Regions from separate parts of the Mus musculus genome. Here region 1 is linked to region 2. The links are chromatin contacts, found by POLR2A ChIA-PET in ENCODE. All regions are on one chromosome and are shown on one strand. Each heading gives the region's core, a stretch centred on a gene start or an enhancer-like site at or near the end of the contact. The rest is flanking DNA. Distances are from core to core; before and after follow the strand shown.

The links. ChIA-PET counts read pairs that join two places held with the same protein, here RNA polymerase II (POLR2A).
Region 1: POLR2A ChIA-PET joins it to region 2 with 23 read pairs in Patski. The contact joins the promoter of Plod2 here to the promoter of Plscr1 in region 2. POLR2A ChIA-PET finds 5 or more read pairs at or near these places in 2 of 5 experiments (Patski and embryonic stem cell).

What each region holds. Positions count from the first base shown.
Region 1 is chr9:92,540,371-92,544,821 of GRCm38, forward strand. Plod2 (procollagen lysine, 2-oxoglutarate 5-dioxygenase 2) reads left to right here and starts at 1,853. Exons shown (of 19, transcript NM_011961.3): 1 at 1,853-2,198. The coding sequence starts at 2,090. B430319G15Rik (RIKEN cDNA B430319G15 gene) reads right to left here and starts at 2,499. Exons shown (of 1, transcript NR_029474.1): 1 at 1-2,499.
Region 2 is chr9:92,247,035-92,251,503 of GRCm38, forward strand. Plscr1 (phospholipid scramblase 1) reads left to right here and starts at 3,160. Exons shown (of 9, transcript NM_011636.2): 1 at 3,160-3,326.

The DNA.
Region 1 (4,451 bases), core at 603-3,102, 290 kb after region 2:
GGTACAGGAAGCAGCCACAGGAAAGTTGGCCAGTGATAAAAAGCTTGAACCAGGGCATCAAGAGGTATGTTACTTAAGCAGGAAAGAATGAATGGAAGAAGGCAGAGAAAATGTGAAGAAAAATATAACAGTCCTCTAGGTTGGTGCTAGTGAGAGCAGAGATTGACAAAAATCTGGAGCCATGTAAGTAAGAGGATCATTAATGAAGATAAAGAAACTAGGTGTAAGATCTGGATTTGATGAGCTAAAGAAGCTGAGTGTTTGCCATGGGAAGTAGATATTTGTGGAGTAGACAACTCCAGCCTACAGGAGGGCTGGAAACCCGAGAGGGCTGGAAGGATTTGGTTTCAGGTTGTTACTGAAGCGTCTGGCTATTTTGAAAGTCTCAGAGACTATTGCTTTATAGAGGCTCTTAAGTTCTGCCTTTGAGACTCAACAGACTGTCATGGTAACCAATAATTACTGGTAGGCTCTACAGCTAAGCATACATGGAAATTCCATCACTAGCCAGGCAAGTTGAAGACTCCAGAGGTTCGGGGAAGCAAGAAATCAAGTTCAAGGAACTTGGCAGGCCCAAGTCTGGATTTCTGGAAACATATTTAGCCAAATGACCAGCCCTTCTTCTGAGGGCTGATTCTACTTGCCCCTGCTTGGATTCATGACGCTGCACCTGCCACCCACACTGTAAAAGAATCCACTTCTTAGCTGACCCTCTTCAGAGAAAAAAAAGTTTCACTTCATTCTTCCTTACTCCATTCTTCTGCAATCACAGTTTCCATTTCTTTGACTATTTCTACTCATGTCTGAAGTTTCCCCAATTTTCCTTTATTAAAAAGAGGGAGGAGGACAGACACACCAAGACCTTCAAAACAGCAAGGACTGGCTCAGTCTCATGATTATTTTTTCCTTTAAATGTCACACTCCTAATATTTACACATTTTCCCACCTGCTTTCAATCTGCTAGCTAGTATTCCTCTTGAATTTATGCCAATTTTACAAAACCTGTGATCATAAACTTTGAGTAATTTTAACTTTAAAAAATCAGACTTAGAACGAGTATTTCCTTTCTCCTCCCATTGCAGGAAGATTTAACTACGAGCTTCTTGAACGCGGTCAATTTGATTCTTTCTTCATTTTTAAGCATACACGGAGTGTGTGAGACAAAGTTGTCAAAACTTTCACCCCTGCACAACTCAGTTTAAATCCTGGGACTAAAAGTGTAAAAACCAGAGGACAAATGACTTTGCATAGACATACTAATCAAAACCCAAAGCAGTGGAGGTAGCTCCCAGGAGACCAGGAATGGCTCCTCTACATCTTCGGAAGTAATTTTCCATGTGCCTGGCAGGGCGATCTTGTTAAAGCACAGCCTCAGGTTGCCCAAGCTGGGCTTGGACTCCGTCGGGTTTACAAGCTTCATTACTGGAAAGAGTCTATGGCTCTCCTGGCACCAGCAGCGGCAGAGATGTTCACCGGACAATGAAAAGTTTCTGTTTACAGACTAAAATCAAAGCATGGCCTTCCTTGACACGGTGATGGCGAAGTTCAGAAGGAACAGCTGGGAGTGTGACAAGCGCCTACTCAGCCAAGCAGACTGAAGCCCTCGCAGTCACCACTCACCTCCGGGAGCGCCGGGTTCAGTAGAGAAAGAAGGTCTAGCCAGGGCGTGCCGAGGAAGCTTCTGGAACCCCGGGAGAGCAGAGGGGCGCACGTTCCACAAGCAAGCTCCCTGGAGCCCCGGCGTGAGGCGGTGCACGTAGGCGTAGGCGACTCGGAGGGTGGGGGTGCAGCCGGGATAGCCCGGGACGCGGGGTCCCGGAGCAGCGCCCCGCCCCCGGCCCTGGCCCCGCCCTCCTTGGCTGCTCTTAAGCCCGCGCCGCGGGCGCCTCCGGTTCCGTCGTCCGCTCCTTGCGCTCGGACTCCGCCGAAGTCCGCTCAATCCTCTCCGTGCTCTTCGGTACCCACGCAGTCCTCCCAGTCCGCCCTCCGCTCCAGCCCCGGGCTCACGTCTGGTCCTGCGCTCTTCGGGGTCTCAGCGTCTCGCGAGAAGTCCTCGCCACAGGCCTTCGGCTCCCGGGTTCAGGGGCGGATGGGGGACCGCGGAGCGAGGCCGGGGCGGCTGATGCCCATGCTCGCCCTGCTCTCCTGGGCGGCCGGCCTGGGCGTGGCGGAGGAGACGCCCGGGCGCATCCCTGCAGGTGAGCTCTGCTTGCTGGTTTCCACCGGCGGTCTAGAGAGAACTGGGCATGTTTCCTCTTTGCTTGCTCCATCCCTGCGGGACCTAGCCGCGGGGCTCCCTGCTTTGAGATTGGCAGGGACCTCCTTTCCTGCGCCCCGGGAAGCAGCTTGCCATCCTGCCTCTGTCTACACGCAGCGCTCGGGACCCGGCTACGATCGGACCCAGTGTGCTCCCACCCACTCCTCCTTCCGTTACACTTTGGGGCGTCCCTGAGCCCTGGCCCTGGCCGGTGTTCGGAAGCTGAGCTAAAGCTAGTAGTTGGAGGCAAGTTCGTGTGAACAAAACTTTCTGGGTTCAGCCAGAGGAGAGCCCCGCCGCCTATTTGTCTCAACGGGACTTGCAGCGCTGCTGTATCGCGCAGGGGAGTTCTTTGGTCCTTTCTACTTCTGGGCCCTGGGCTCAGCTCCCTGGAACTGAGCCTTGCGTTTAAATGACCCGATGCACTCTGGTGATGAGTGGGTGGATGCGCTAATTTTGCATTCTATAGTAACTAATTAGATTCTTTTCCTCTGGAAACTAAGGCGAGGAGCAAACATTTCTACCTTGGAATTCCAATTCAGAGGGTAACACTTGGCACAAGTCCAGTTGGACCCTGTAACCATCGGTTTTTGTCTTTCTCATGGCGCAATAGGTGAAACTTAAGGACTCAGAAGCACCTGGTTCTGTGGAACAGTGCTCGCTTTGTTGGCTGCAGTCACAGGGAAATCTGAACCTGTATGAGTATTCTGATTTTGAAGTAACTTTTATCTCATATCAAAGGTATTTCTTTCAGCATAGTACTAGAAAAATCACACAGATAAATGAGAATAGAGACAGAATATAAGACTTTACTCTGAAAACGGTCTTTGTTAAAACACCAAAAGCTTTTATTGATAAGTAAAAATAACCGCCAGGATTTGCTAATTTTAGAGTTTGGCTTCAGCTTCTGTCTATTTTATGCCACCTCGATGCGACTTCTCACTTGTTTACAGAGTATATCCATGCCAGGCTGCTACCTTTAAATTTGAGGTTAAAAACAAACAAACAAACAAAACAAAACAAAACAAAAAACCCAAACAAACAAAAAAAACAACAAAAACTTCCCTGTGCAAGCTTTTACATTTCATGGAATTGGATGTTAAATTTTAAGGGATTGTAATATCTAAGGCAGGGGATTTGAGATACGAATGTTTTTCATATAAAGCCTATGGTTAATATCTGAGACATGGTTTCTGTGGTGGTAGGTGGGCCCAGAGTTCAGTTATGAGCTAAATGTTGGAAATGTTTCTGCATTAATGGAGCCAAGTGAGGAGTAGCCATTCTGGTTACACACACAGATAGATGGTTTCACATGTTCTGTGGTAAGCTAATAGATGCAAAAGATGCATTGTTTGGTTATTTGGTCAGATTTATTATCAGCTGTGGTAAGTTTTATCCCTGAAGTAGTATAACTGGAAATTACTACATGGATATTACTACATAAATAATCTTTCAGGTCTAAGTTGTCTAGATGAGTGGGCTTTCAAGAGTGCAGATCACCTGTGACAACCCCCCCCCCCCCCATTATTTGTCAATGTGTTCCAGCTGGTCAGTAAAAAGAATATTCAGAGCTGGGGAGATGGCTCAGTTAGTAAAGTACTTGTACCAAAAGTGTGAGGACCTGAGTTCTGGATCCCCAGGGTCTACTTAATAGCTAGGCCTGGTGGCCTGTGCTTATAACCCCATTGAGGATGAAATAGACTGTAGGCAGATCCCTGGAGCTGACTGGCTACCTAGTGTAGCCTGCTTGGCAAAGCTTGCTTGGCTAATGAGATCCTGTGTCAAAAAGAGGTGGTGGCTGGTACCCGAGGGATGACTCCTGAGACTGTCTTCATGCCTTCACATGCAACCCCCCCCCCACCAGTGTGTGCTCACTCTCCCACATAAAAGGAATGGGCCCTCTTGATAATTTGAGCCATACCCCCTTTGTAGGAATTGCAAGTCTAGCTTTTTCCTTGACCTCTACCTACTAGATGGCAGTGGCGCCCAGCTATGAAAGAGGGAACAAAAGAAGGCTTCAGCAAAAGGCCAGCCTCTTGAGAGGCAGATGATCCAGGCTTGAGAATCACTGCACAAGATAAATAGGTGTCCTAGAGGCAATGTGACATTACAATGCTATCAGCGGGATTATAGGTCCTACTCTGCCCTTCCATTTAGTTTTGAGAGTTTTCTGGAACTTCTGGGCTCACGTGAG
Region 2 (4,469 bases), core at 1,910-4,409:
AACTCTTAAAGCTTATAATTATCAGTCAGTTGTATATATAAATACATTCTCAATTCACAAGATGCCTACACAATAAATTCAGAGCCAATTGATAATGATACAAGCTGTCAACCTAGATTAAACAAGTTGTCCCAATTATTCTCTCCTTTTATGATATTCATAGCACCTGTGGCTATGAGAGCCACGTGGATAAGGCTCATCTTCTTCTCTATCCATCTTCTCTCCTCCTCCTCCTTCTCCTCTCTATGTTTCTGTCTCTGAAACTCTTAGCTCCGCCTTTCTTCTCCCTGTTTAATCACAGGCTTCTTGTTGTATTAACATTCAAATTAATTGGGGAAATGTTCTGCTACATTTCACCCTTTCTGTCCAAATAAAAAAACTCTTCTCTTCGCCGGGCAGTGGTGGTGCATGCCAATGTCTTGGGAGGCAGAGGCAGGCAGATTTCTGAGGTCAAGGCCAGCCTGGTCTACAGAGTGAGTTCCAGGACAATCAGGGCTATACAAAGAAACCCTGTCTCAAAAAAAAAAAATAATCAAAACAAAAAACAAACAACTTTTCTCTCAAATATAAATTGAGCACAACTATTACCATTTTGTAATTATAAGGTATAAGACACACCTATCACCCAGTCCATCATTTTTGTCAATTAACTAGAACACTGTTATCTATCCTAACTTTAAAAAGGCTTATAATTCCATTTGTGTTATGTCATGGTTTAGCTAGTATACTGCCTGAAAACTATCTTCTCAAAAACGTTTTCTCAATGCTAAATAGCCTGGGTAGGCTATGAGACTCTACATAGTCTTCAATCCCGACAGAAGTTCAAGAACAACCAGCATTATCTGAAAATATAGGAAGCCTAACACAGCATCCAGAACTGAGACAACTTGTAGAGACAGCTGCCTACCTATACAACTCCTGCATGTCAGGAAGTTGGACCATCTATTACAGAAAACTATCATCACTGTTCTGTCTTCACGAATAAATTCTTTGTGCAATCTATATGTTTTTGTAGTAATAAATGCCTGGATAATCTTGATGTGTTTCTATACATGATTATTTTAAAATGCCAACTTTCCATTTTGCAAAGGGACCTGAAAAACTTTGGATTAAATATATGGCTTATTTGGATTTTTTTAATTACAAACATCAGGAAATAGTTCTGTTAAGACCCAAGATTTATAAATCGATATATTGACGTAGTTGGTTGCTCATTTATTTATGAGGACCTTTTGTTTTAGTTTTAGTGGAAATTCCCTAATGAGAGTACTCTTTTTTTTCCTCAGTAGGAAATTCCATTCTTTCTCTTTCTGCGAAGGCTCCACCCTGCATTTCCAAGCTTCTCCTGTGGGTTATGTGTCTCTTTAACCTGATCCAGATTACAGGAGGCAAATAGAAGTGATAGGTGTTATCAGCTCATTCCGTGGATCCCCAGACCTCTCTGTGTGGCTAAGCCCTTTCTCTTCCTTTGTATATGGACAATACATTAAAGCCTCAAACAACCCGGAAAGATGTGTACTAAAGATTACAGAGCCTGGAGTTTAATATACATCTAGGAAGCAGCATGCCACACATACACTCACACCAACACACACACACACACACACACACACCACCACCACCACCACAACCAAACAGGAACATGTCTATTCAGTTACCTGTTGTATCTTCAGTACGCTATTAAAGTTTGGAACGTAGGAAGACACATTGCCTAAAATAACTTGACTTCCTGATATTAATAACGAGTTAGTGTTAGTGATTCAACATTTAAACTGTTGGCTGAGGCTAGTTTTTCTAAGTAGAAAACTTAGGTGGGCTTGAGGTATGAAGACATTAGGAAAGGAAACAAACACAGAGTGAGCCACTACCCAGCAGCGGCTGCCCATGAAGCCCTAGCTCACCGACTCCCCTGTGGCCAAGTCTTGGAGCTACTGGTAACAGCAGTTAGCCTAGGAAACACAACAGAGGTGAAGACAGTAGGAAGACTCTTACTTAGACAGAACGCCCCAATGTTTCACTTCTACAAGGTTTTACCTATAAAAATACTCCAACTGCTTAAATTAAAATTCAAATGAAATGATCCCATTTATGCAAAGAGTGGACAGTGAAGATCCTTGTTTGCTCCGAGTATGAAATCAGCTAAAGAATAAAGATAAACATCCTGAGTGCCTAACAGCAAGCCAGTTGAAGTTACAAATCACATTGAGCGATGCTAAGTTCCCGGTTCCTTTCTCCAGCATTGGAGTGCCATGGTCTCAGACTCTTTATATGTGAGGTTCACTTTTCCATGCATCATGGCTTTCTATGGAAGAACAGTATATTCTATGCACACTGGTATTTATGTACATGCAGAAATATACACATATGCAAGTAGTGGGCCCCTCCCAAGATGCTCCCCAGATTTTTAGTTGAATATACTTAGAAACGCACCAATCACAGGGAAAGAAGAGTGAAGACTCAAAATTCACCTGTAACCCTTTCATCATCCTTTCATAACTCTCCCTCCCCCAAGAGTACCAAATGATGCATAAAATGCAGGCGGGGGAAAAATACCTTCTGTGTCATAGGAAGGTATTTTTAGATAATTGGAAATTTCTTAGAAATGTCCACACGAGGCATACTAAGTCAGAATCTTTGAAGGCATGACCTAATGTAGTTTCAGCTCGGTGACTCTTCTCGGGCTGTAATTTAAGAAGCACCGCTTTACTAAACAAAACAGATGCTGATTTTTCTGGTGAGTGAGCCGCACAGTTCAAACCAAACCTGAATGTTTTCTAGTTAAGGGTGGTACTTTTTCACAGACTGTAGTAAAAAGAAAGCAAAGACTGCTACCAGCAAACGGCGTGAAACGGTTATATAAAACCCATAAGATTTTTAAAAAGAGGAGAGAAATCTGCTAGGAAAGAGATCAACAAACTTGAAAGTGCAAACAGGGCTGATGGAACAGATGTGGTAATCGATGCATACTTAAGAAAGTGTGCAAAGCAGGAAAGTAAGTTTGAGGAAGCCCGATTTCCCGCACAGTACCCAAATAGGTTGGGTGGTTGAGATCAGGCAGTGTAAAGAAAGTTCCGAGAAGAGGCCACTCCCCAGGTGATGAATAGCCTTTCTTTCCAAGGCAATCAAAATCCCACTTCCTTTTGCCTTGCTGGTGGGCGGGGCGGGCAAGGTCCTGCCAGGCCTCTGGGCGCAGCTAGAGGATTCAGGAGTGCAGGCAGAGCTCGCGTCATTCAGAGTGAGTCCCCTCTGCGAGGGAAAGCCGGGCTACTGCAGCGCCACCAGCAAGGGATTGGGACTCACGGACTTCAGAACAGAAGGAGCCTCAGGTGAGTCCCGCTTTCTGCGCGTTCCGGGACAGAGCTCGCGGATCTGTGCGCACAAAGGAGCCGGGTACGGTGATGGGCGCGGGAGATGCGGATGGGTGGAGAGGGAGCAAGAGCAAGGGCTGGAGGCGGTTTGCTCAGGCGGCAGAGGTTATGGTCTGAAGACTGGGAGCAATGGCCGAAAGACTTGGGCTCGTGACCCCGGAAGTGGGGAGGGAACTCAGCCAGAAGCTCTGCTGTCCGGGCCGCTGCTCGGCAATCCACACTCGTGACCCTTCTTCGCTAGTTCCCACGGGATCGTCTCCAGTTTAGCACACTGCTTCACAGCCAAGAGCAGTCCTGATGCAGTGCAGAAGCTGGGCTCACTTGTAGCTCTGTGGTAGCGCTCTTTTCAAATGCGCCGAGCCCAAGTTGGATTCCCGTTGCAGGAAAGGGAAGGGGAAATAAAAGAAGAGAAACCGTTCAAAGAGCCTGTTGCTCTTTAACCCAGGTTTCTTTGGGATTGTGGCTAGTAAAACTATACATAGCCTTCTAGAATACAAAAGTAGGGGATGTAAGCGGGTAAAGGTCCGAATGGGTAAGACCACTACACTAGGTGTACATTCAGTCTTTTGTTACAGACCTTGGACTCTGACAGTTTTTTTTTTCTTGTATATTCATCTCTTCCCTGAAAATGTTAACAGTAAAAGACTTAAAGATTCAAGCCACTTATTAAAGGAAGAGGCAGGCATATTTATGAGTTCGAATCTAGCCTTGTCTATAGAGCAAGTTCTCAGACAGCCAGTGCTACAGAAACAAAACAGGAAAGCCAACCAAAACAACAAAAAGAGTTCTCACTTTTGAATCAGTTAATATAAGCTTGATAAAGTACCAAGTGGAAAGGTGGAAACTAGCTTTTATTATATCAAATACTTGACACAGCCCCCATCCCTACAACTCTCCCCATGGTTCCTGCGTGGCTTGATTTCCGTAATCTTATTCCTGGAAGTTAGGTAGGGCCATCTCTCTGTTCCAAGACAAACAATTATACTTTCTTCCCAAACAATTACACTCTCTTCTTCCGGCTTAGCGGCTTAGCAGTTGGAACTAAATACTGGGTACCAGGAACCAGGGAAGCTTAATAAAAAGCACCCCCGGGCACCTGGG